Regions from separate parts of the Mus musculus genome. Here regions 2 and 3 are each linked to region 1. The links are chromatin contacts, found by POLR2A ChIA-PET in ENCODE. All regions are on one chromosome and are shown on one strand. The core of a region is the stretch at or near the end of the contact, and the rest is flanking DNA. Distances in the headings are between cores, read along the strand shown.

Evidence for each region. ChIA-PET counts read pairs that join two places held with the same protein, here RNA polymerase II (POLR2A).
Region 2: POLR2A ChIA-PET joins it to region 1 with 17 read pairs in embryonic stem cell. The contact joins the promoter of Cdca3 here to the promoter of Lrrc23 in region 1. POLR2A ChIA-PET finds 5 or more read pairs at or near these places in 3 of 5 experiments (Patski and embryonic stem cell).
Region 3: POLR2A ChIA-PET joins it to region 1 with 37 read pairs in embryonic stem cell. The contact joins the promoter of Grcc10 here to the promoter of Lrrc23 in region 1. POLR2A ChIA-PET finds 5 or more read pairs at or near these places in 5 of 5 experiments (Patski and embryonic stem cell).

The regions. Positions count from the first base shown.
Region 1 is chr6:124,778,258-124,781,598 of GRCm38, forward strand. Lrrc23 (leucine rich repeat containing 23) reads right to left here and starts at 1,470. Exons shown (of 8, transcript NM_001302555.1): 1 at 1,393-1,470; 2 at 755-889; 3 at 560-669; 4 at 1-88. The coding sequence starts at 871.
Region 2 is chr6:124,828,399-124,831,739 of GRCm38, forward strand. Cdca3 (cell division cycle associated 3) reads left to right here and starts at 1,778. Exons shown (of 6, transcript NM_013538.5): 1 at 1,778-1,875; 2 at 2,105-2,252; 3 at 2,964-3,090. The coding sequence starts at 2,133. It overlaps Usp5 (ubiquitin specific peptidase 5 (isopeptidase T)), which reads right to left and starts at 1,086. Exons shown (of 20, transcript NM_001326594.1): 1 at 887-1,086. The coding sequence starts at 997.
Region 3 is chr6:124,739,355-124,742,695 of GRCm38, forward strand. Grcc10 (gene rich cluster, C10 gene) reads right to left here and starts at 1,715. Exons shown (of 3, transcript NM_013535.2): 1 at 1,566-1,715; 2 at 1,165-1,341; 3 at 1-59. The coding sequence starts at 1,617. It overlaps Rnu7 (U7 small nuclear RNA), which reads right to left and starts at 1,932; the gene lies at 1,871-1,932. Atn1 (atrophin 1) reads right to left here. Exons shown (of 10, transcript NM_007881.4): 10 at 3,190-3,341.

The DNA of each region.
Region 1 (3,341 bases), core at 220-2,719:
CGGCGATATGTCTGTAATATGGTTCTCAGAAATATCCACATAGCGAAGATGGATATAGGAGCGCAGTAAGGAGATGTCTGTGAGGTCCCTAGGAGGTGGGAGGGGGGGGGGAGAGATCCACCGGAAAGGATAAGAACCCAGAGAGAAACGGCACAGGTGCTAGGACAGAGAGCAATGCAGAGAAGCCTTGTACTGGGATGACAGAGACGGAGGGGAAGAGGAGGCAAGTGGGGTTTTCTTCTTGTTTTTCAGTGCAGAGATCAAAACTAGTGCCTTGCACATGGCAGACGACCTTTCATACTACTAAGCTACATCTCGGAGCCAAACAGAGACTCCTCCACAGAAGCTTCAGTGTGTTGTTTTTGGTGCTGGGAATGAACCTGGAGCCTTGTGCATACTAGGCAAGTTCTCCACTGCTAAGCTACCCTCCCAGTCACCTAAGAGTCCCGGACGGACGTTCTGAAAAGCGAAGCCCACCATGTCTTCCCATGAGCTCTAGCCCAAACACTCAGGAATGAGAGAGGGAAGGCACGAGATGCTCCCGTCTCGCAGTCCTCACCTGTCCTTAGCCTCCAGCTTAATATAAGCGTGAGCCAGTCCACTGCCAATCTTGCAGAGTAATGAGAGCCCTTCCTTCATCATGGCCTCCGTGATGGGGGTGGGCAGCCACTGTAAGAGGTGGGGAATACAGGCATCCCTCTCCAGCTCCCCTCTAGTCCCGAGCCCCGGGAGCCCTCCTGAAGCAGGCTCTCACTTCCTCAGAGGCTTCTTCTGTCTCTTTCCTGTAGTCTTCCCATTCCTCTATCTCCTTGTCACTTTCCACTTCATCCTGTTCTGCATCAACGTCATCCACATCATCTTCATCCGACATCTTTCTCTGCCCTGCGCTCTGGAGTCAGATGAGACTCAGTCCTGGTCCTGAGAAAGAAGGTCTTAGCTCCCACCCCCCCAACCCTCCAGTCCCTCACCTCCAGCTACAGGTGCCCTATACAGTCTGTCTCCTCTGAACTCCCACTTGTGCATCTTTCCTCATGCTGGAGACCGTCTTTGGACTCCCAGTCTCTGCTCGGAGCCTCCTCCCACTCCACCCCTGCTCCCTTCAGGACACTTTCCCACACTCCCGGACTGTTCCTGCTGTCACTTGCCTCCAACAGTGTCCCAGCAGCCCAGCGTCCTCCTTCCTCAATTCCCTTTGATACAGTTCTACATGTCCTCCTAAAATCTCCCCTACCTACTCCTCCTCCCCTTCTTTACCCACACCTCACCTCCGGGTTGGGTTCCCTTCCACCCCAACCCCTCTTCTAATGCGGCCTCTTTGCTTAACACCACCATTTCCCTGACACGAAGTCTTCAACCCTCCAACCCAGTTCGCCTTCAGAAGTGGGCGCAGACCCTGACTCTGCTCCTCTAGAAGTAGTTAAGGAGAGGATCTTTGTGCTGAGACGCCAAGACTGTTTTTTTGGAAGACGCAACGGGGTAGCCGGAGTTATTTATTGTTGTTATGGCAACAGGGGCGGGACGCTTAGCTTTGCAGCCAGCTTCCGTTGAGAGTTTAGAGTACCTCAACCGCAAAGCAAAAACCCTAACGCCCCTCTTTCCACCCTCAGCGGGTAGCTCAGTAGTTGCCAGGTTACGAGGCCAAATTTCTAATCCCAGGAACCAGGAGAAGGCGAGAAAAGAGTGTCAAGGAGTTAATTGTCGGCGGACATAAAACAATGGTCCAATATTAACAGCAGCACTGAGAAGCGGGAGGGAGGCGGGGCTGGCCATTAAGTCCTTAAAGCAATTAGATGTCCGGATGCAAAGGAATTGGGCTTTAAGACTATACCTAAGAAGCAAAAAGGAGATGGATGAGGGGGGAAAGGCACGAAGAGAAGCAAGAAATACTAAGTTATGGGATTTGTTGCTGGCCGGGTTCCGCTCATTTACTTCGAAGGTGGCCTGGTGGTGCAAACCTTTAAGACCCAGCTTTGCGACCCCTGCGACCCCCTCTGGCAGGAAAGATAACTCAGAGATTAAGGGCCCTGGCTGTTCTTCTAAAAGACCCAGCTCTATTCCCAGCACTCACAAACCATCTGTAACTCCTGCTCTAGCGATCTGATGCCATCTTCTGACCTCTACACATAAAATAATAAAATTAATACATCTAAAAAATAAAAGGTCTGGCTTGGAGTCTTGGTAGATCTGCTGATTACTAGCAGTCCTCTAGAATTCTGTAGAATAAACGTAACGTTAAGAACTGGGAGGAGTCTGCTGAGTTACTCTGTGTCTTCGCTGTTGCTGTTTTCCTCTGAAGCAGCAGACTTTCTATGTAAGCCAGGCTGCCTCGAAGTCACTCCTTTCCCAGCCTCTTAAACACTGGGATTACAGGTGAGCGCAACCATGCCCAACTAACACTATCTTGTGGAGTCTAAGGAAAAGAGAATGCTTGATACAGGAACACATGGGACTAATTGTTACCTGCTTTATATAAAATGCAAATTGGAGGCTAGATGGCTCAGGGGTTGAGAGCACTCGTGCAATTGCAGAGTTTTCAGCACCCACAAAAGGTGGCTCCCAACCATCTAGGACTCCATCTCCAGGGGATCCAATGTCTCTGGCCTTCATGCACATACTCTCCCCACCCACACACACATACACACACAACCATACACTTGGGTAAACTAATCTTTTTAAAGATTGCAAAGTGGTCTGATGGAATATGTGTGGGCTGGAAGTCAGAAAGTGTTCCTTTGGATCAGTCGAGTTTGGGGAACGTAATCGACAAATCTGTTCTCTTGGTGTCAAGGAACGGGAGCTCTAGCAACAGCGGTAGCTTTAAAGCATAAATCCTGGGTTCCAAACAGCTCTGCTACTCAAAGCTGTGTGTTCTTCAGCCTATATCATCTATAAATATATTGCTGAATTATGCATGGTGGCACACGGCTGTGAACAGCAGCTGTCTGTAAGCTGAAGCAGGAGAATGGTCTGGGCTAGGCAGGGCTACTTCAAAATGAAACAGCGTTTATCTCAAAGAATTAGAGAGTTTTCCAAAAAAAACCAATGTAAGTGGTTTTGCACTTGGTTGACCCGGTAGTAAACAGATCCCTGCCCCTCCCCCACCCCTTTCCACCCCGTGTTCTCAGTACTGAGGTTATGGCGAGAAAATAAATTAAAAATGATATTTTGAGTCAAAATGTCACCATGTAGCCCAGGATGGCCTGGAATTCGCTGTGTAGCCCAAGCTGGCCTCAAATTCACAGCAACCTTGCCTCAGCCTTCCAAGTACTGGGATTAAGAGGCAAAAAGAATAAACATTAATGTGCTCTGAAAACTGGAAGTGCTTTGCAAATGGAAGTGTG
Region 2 (3,341 bases), core at 528-3,027, 50 kb after region 1:
TTTCAGTTAGGGCCTGAAGGCTCCTCTCTGGCTGAAGATGACACAGGAAGGCAGAACTGCAGGAAGGGAGGTACAAGGTGGAGCCTGCAGAACGTGAAGCACGGTGTGGGTGGCGGCTTTGTCTAACTAGACAAGAGTGGGAGCAAGACGAGAAAGGGGCCTTAGCATCCTCCAAAGAAACCCTTTCTAAGGAATACTTGAGAGAGGGGTTGTCTCGGCAACCTGTGAAGGACGGAGGAATGGGAGGGGTCGCGGCTATAGTTCACTTCAAAGGAAAAAACGACTAGAACTCTCCATTGGGTATTTTTCCTCCTCCCTGACCAATGGCCCACCTCCTCATCCCCTGTCCAAATTAACCACTAGTGGAGGCTATTTAACTCAGTGTTTCTCTAAATCGGACTTCTTCACAGATTGGCATCCTCTTCCAGACTAGAAGCTGCAGGATACATACCTTCCCAATCTCAACCCTTGCCCTGAACAGCGGGGAGTCGCCCCTACTCCTCCCACATGAAACTACAAAACCCGGAGAGCCCTGCGCAACGTGCAAGGCCACATTCAAGGGTTTTTCTGGGAGTCGCCTGGGGGATGTAGTTCGCCGTACGGGTTACAATTCGAACTTAGAATAGGAACTAGGGACATGGCCAACTACAATGCCCATAATGCTTCACGAGACCAGGAGTGGGCAAGGCGAGAGCTGTAGCTTCCGGGAGTGGTAGTCATACTACAGCTACAGAGAATGAAAAGCAAAAGCAGAGAGGTATGGAGAAAACTACAAGTCCCAGGGTGCATCGCAAGGAGGCGGTAGCCCAAGGTTTGCAGGCCTGGCCGAATGACCAGGGCAATGGAAGGAAGTCGTGGTCGTCGCGGGCGTGGGGAATGGGCTTACCGGCGTGTCGAAAGAGAAAGCGCACTCGTCTTTATGGACCCGGTCTCCCGCCTTGGGGACACGGATCGTCGGTAACACTGACAGCAGCGCCTCTTCACTCAGCTCCGCCATGACACCGGCAGCAGCTCCTCCTCACACAGCAGCTCCCACTGTACCTAGTACCGCCCCCCTCCGTCTCTCGCATCCAATGAGCGCGACTCAGTGTGCGCATGCGCTAAAGGCAAGACGCGCGAGATCGGCAGTTGGACCCAGCCTGCCTCCTGGCGCTCCACCCTCTGCCCCCACTCAGCGAATACCAATAAAAAGCGCCGCGGGTACAACTGATGGCCGAAAGGACCAATCCTGCTCTCCCAGGGCAAGTGCTCATGTGGCGGTTCCAGGAGGGCTGGGAGTTGCAGGAGCTGTGATTCAAGGACTCTAGAATGCCTTACGTGCAGAGCAGAAACTGTGAATTGTTTAAACGCATTGATTACTGAAACTTTGCCAAGGACTCGTCCAATCAGAAAGCACTTGTCTTGGTATTTGAAAAGCAGTAGTCAATGAGGCGATTTTGAGAGATGCGTGATAACTCCGTCAACCAATAAGGATGGCTGTTTCGCTTTAGACAAACCATATTAACTCCGTCTCCAGCTGGCTTTGTGCATACAGTCTGATAACTCATTCTATTTTGTTTAATGAAACAGAAAGGCCGAGTGGCACCCATCAAGTCCACCGCTGTCAGGCTGATACTAAACAAAAGTCCCCAGCTCACGGAGCCACCACCGGAGGGCAAGCCAGTCCTCAGCCCATTGGCCAGTCCTCATGATAGACATCCTTCAGACCAATGGCTTTCTGCTCCGGAAGGCGCATTTTCCACAACTGGCCTATGAGAGTCTGCTTCGGCTTAGCCAATAGGGTCGGGGCAGGGGGCGTGGAGGGAAGTTTGAAACTCCGGGCTTTGGGAGTTATTTCTCTAGCTGGTGTTCGGGCAGAGGTCGAGCTGGGGCCCGGTAAGTAATGTGAATGAATTAGTGGTTAAATACGAAGGCTCCCGCAGACCTGACTGCTCTGTTAAAAATCTCCATTCGTTATCCTTGCAGAGTTCTCTGGGCTAGCGACCCGGAGGTTCCTCTGCTGGAAGCTGGGAAGATCGGGTGGGTATGGGGTCAGAGGTCCGACACGGAAGCAGTAAGCTCTGAGTCTCTTCTGACGGACGTCCCTTCCTCTGCATCTGCACAGCCGGGCCCCGTCCCCAGCCCCAGTGGAGATGGGTTCGACTCAGAGCGTCTCAGGCACTCCAGCACGGCCTCTGCCACGCAACAAGCAAGTGGCTCGAGTAGCAGACCCTCGTTCACCTAGTGCTGGCATCCAGCGCACTCCTATTCAGGTATACTGGGCTGGGCTGGGGAATGCAGGGAGGCTGTCTGGATGCGGGCCTCTGCCTAGCTTGTTTACATGAGCCCTCATTCCCACTGCCACTGGAACCCTACTTTCTCCATCCCTCCCCCTTTTATTATTTATTTTTGAGGCTCTAATATAATCTTGTCATATCTGCCTGTCCCTCCCTCCAAACCCTTCCGTATACCCCTCCTTGCTGTCTTTCAAATACATGATCTCTTTTTTCATTAGCTGACTTTCTGCCTTTTTTTTTTTTTTTTTTTTTTAAAGACGGGGTCTCACCATGTAGCCCTGTCACAATGGAGACCAGGTTGGCCTCAAACATATAGAGATCCTCCTGCCTCCCAAGTACTGAGATAAAAGGCATGTGCCATTACCGTGCCTGGCAACTTTCTGCATTCTTTAACCTGCACTGGGCAGTCGCAGGTCTGGCTAGAAATATGGGGAGGAGATAAAGGTCAGGGCCCAGACTTTTTTTTTTTTTTAAAGATTTATTTATTTATTTTGTATATGAGTACCCTGTTGCTGTCTTCAGACACACCAGAAGAGGGCATCAGATCCCATTACAGATGGTTGTGAACCACCATGTGGTTGCTGGGAATTGAACTCAGGACCTCTGGAAGAACAGCCAGTGCTCTTAACCGCTGAGCCATCTCTCCAGCCCAGGGCCCAGACTTATTCTAACCTGTGGTATTGACAGGTAGAGAGCTCTCCACAGCCAAGCCTACCAGCAGAACAGCTGAACGGTCTCAAACAGGCACAAGACCCAGATCCCCGCTCTCCTACTCTTGGCATTGCACGGACACCCATGAAGATCAGTGGTCCAGGCAAGTGATGGGCTCAGGGGGTGCCTGAAACTGACACCTATTCTAGGGTGCTTTCACCACCATTTTTGTTTTACTGGGTTGTTGTTGTTGTTGTTGTTGTTGTTTATTTATTTGGTTTTTTTTTGTCTGGGGTTTTAACCAAAGGTCTTAAGCATGCCAGGGTTTCTATCCTCCTGTATGGGACCTTTCTCACTTAAAAACATTTTCTAACACAGATTTGGGGGTGGGGGTGGAGGCCCACACCTGGCACA
Region 3 (3,341 bases), core at 465-2,964, 39 kb before region 1:
GGCAATCTCGGGATCCTGGGCTTCATAAGACTTGACCAGGCGGGCAAACTTAAGGACACCTGCAATCAGAAGCAAGTCAAGCCACACTGCTGGGGACCAGTGTGTGGAGGCAGCCAAGGGGGCTCCCTAGAGCAGAAGATCTCCTTTCGTCAGGCAGCCATCTGCAATAGAGGACAATTCACCCCCATGTCCTGCATGGCTTCAACCAACCCCGCCCCGGTTTTCACTAGGCACAACTGGATGCAATATAAAAAAGCCCTAAAACAGCTGGGCCTGCCCTTAATCCCAGCACTCGGGAGGCAGAGGTAGGTGGGTCTCTTGAGTTCGAGGCCTGCCTGGTCTACAGATTGAGTTCCAAGATAGCCAGGGCTACACAGAGAAACCCTGTCTCAAACAAACAAACAAAAAATTAAAAAGCATTATGTTTTCAGTCTCGGGTGAACCACGTTCAGCAGCTTAGCCTCAAGCAGCCTGATTTGAAAGAGACTCCCTGGTAGTCCTGGCTAGCTAACAAACAAACAAACAAACAAACAAACACAAAATTAATAAACAACTGTCCTTGGGAAGAGAGGGCTCAACCTGCCACACCAAACCTATTAGCCAAAAGGCAGACAAGAAAGAGTTCAGGTACACGAGAGAGTTCAGGTTAGAGCTGGGCCCAGTGACTCAAGCCTGTCACTTACTCAAAAGGCTGAGAAAGGTGGGTCTCTGGTTCAAGGCCATTCTGGGCAACTTACTGCGATCCTGACTCGGGGAGAGCTGGGAAGTTCGAGGGCCATGGAGAAACACTTGCCTATGTAGGGCTTTGGACTCTAGAGCCAGAACTTTTGTTTGGTGGGTTTTTGTTTTTTCAAGACAGGGTTTTCTTTGTATAGCCATGGCTACCCTGGAACTCCTCACCCTACATACCAGGCTGGCCTTGAACTCAGAGACCTGCCTGCCTCTGCTTCTCAAATGCTGGGATGAAAGGCCACTGTGGCCATGCCTGGCTTCAAGAGCCATAACTTTTCAGGCGGGGCTTAAGTCTAGTCCCTGAACTGTGAGTGGCAATGTTTGATGTGACTGCCGCCCTGTGGCGAGAAAAAGATCGATCGGGGGGGGGGGGGGGCATCATCATGCGTCCCACCCCCAGTCCATTCCTTTGCCAAGCCCTGTGGGACCCACCTTCCCCGTCGCAGCTGAAGCCATAGGCTTTAATAACCTCTTGTTGGATCTGTGTGGCTACGGGCAGCACAAATTGCAGCATCTTGCCCATATCGTTGCACGCATTGTCTCTAGCCTCGTCCATGCGCACGGCATTCTCTGGGGCCGAGAACGCTTGAATCACCTCCGCCAGGACCACTGCGAGACGGAAGCATCCCAGAGAGGTCCGCGGAGGACGGCGGGCGAGCCCAGAGGAGGGAAGAGGCAGGGAATTAGTGGGCCGAGGCCTGCAAGCAACCCGATAAGCTTGTCCTCCCAACCCTTCGCCCTAATGGGCAAGGGCCCCACTTGGAGAGGCAAAGAATAGTATCGCGCCCTCCCCCCAGAAGACGGCCCACACCCAGACTAGGCTCTTTCCTCACCCTTGGCCTGCTCCGCGCTCAGGGCCGCGGGCTGAGCCGAGGCGGACGCCATAGAACGCCACTCGGTGCTTGAGTAGTGGGAACACAGAAGAGATCCGGAGAACCCTGCAGCCAGCCACCTCCCCCACGGATGCAGGCCAGAGGAGGCAGAAAGGAAGCGGGACCGCACGAGGCGGAAGTCTCAGAGCGTGGCTCTAGCACATACGCGTTTCCTAGGAAACCAGAGAAGGATCAAAGCCCCTCTCACACACCGGGGAGCGGGGAAGAGAACTGTTTTGCTTTCATTGTAGACCAGTGAAATTGGGAGGGGTTTTCCGACCGAAGTCAGAAAACCTGCTAGACAAATTCTAAAAGAGCTGTAACACTTGCGGAAGTGCGTCTGTAGCGAGCCAGGGAAGGACATCAACTCCACTTTCGATGAGGGTGAGATCAAGGTGCCATTTCCACACCCCTCCACTGATATGTGAATCACAAAGCACAGTTCCTTATTCGGTTCGATAAACAATATTCTAAAAGACTATTAAAACCGCTCGTTTCTTGAGTTTGTGACCGCTTGTAAAGGCTATGCAAATGAGTCAGTGCTGATTGGCTGAAAACAGCCAATCACAGCTCCTATGTTGTTAAAAAAAAAAAAAGAGCTTCGCGAGATTAAAGGCTTGGAGCTAAAGCCGAAGTGAATCGGACTTAAGTAGTGGCAGGCGATGTGGCCCGATGTCTTGTAGTCTCATCCTTACAAGTTCCCCACACTGCAAAGACTCTGGAACATCAGGCCCGACCGGGCATAGCGCCACATTTCTGTGATACCAGCACAAAAGCTGAGAAGTTCAAGGCCAGCTTGGGCTCCATGGCCCTGCTTCATTAAAAATAGAGGGGTTGCAAAGATGGCTCACCCTGCTTGGCAATTCCTAACTGCCCTAACTCCAAGCTACAGGGACCCAACAGCTTCTGGTCTCTTTTGAGGCCTTGCATTCATAAGCGCAGACATGAGCTCATACACCTAACTATTAGTAAATCTTTTACAAATACTAATCTTATTGGCCTCCATGTTATACACCTTTAACTGTTTCAAATCATAAACTATGCTGAGAAGGGATTCAGATCTCTGAAACTGTCTCTGGAGCACTCTGGTGGCACATTATGTCAGTGATGTACTTCCAAGGGCTGAGTAGGTCTTAGATTTGCTTATGCTTGCTGTGCGCCTATTCTTGCTCTGAACGGCCTCAGGAGCCTGAACTCCCCAATCTAAAGGTCTAGGACAGGGCACCCCATAAGTATAGCTGAGCATCCAAGATCAAGAAGAGCCTTGTCAGGTTAAAGAGATGGCTCAGGGGGTTAAGAGCACAGACTGCTCTTCCAGGTGTCCTGAGTTCAATTCCCAGCAACCACTTGGTGGCTCACAACCATCTGTAATGGGATTTGATATTCTCTTCTGGTATGCATGAAGACTCTTGTAAAATAAATGAGTAATAAAAAAGAGCCTTGTCCAACTCCTAAGTTTCCATAAGAAAACCCCATTCATCCCTTCCCACTTCCCCTACAACAACCAGACCTCTCTCCCTACCCACCCCAACACCCTACCCACTGCAACCACCCTCCCCCAAATAAAAAACACGTCACAGACATATTCCTGGGGAACTGTGAGGATGTTTTTGTTTGGTTGGTTTTGGTCAGGATGTTTTTTAAAGAGCATCATATAGATATTTATATATATAAATTATTAATGTGGGACGGGTAAGGGCACATATCGCCGAGGGAGGGGGTGCACACACAGGGATG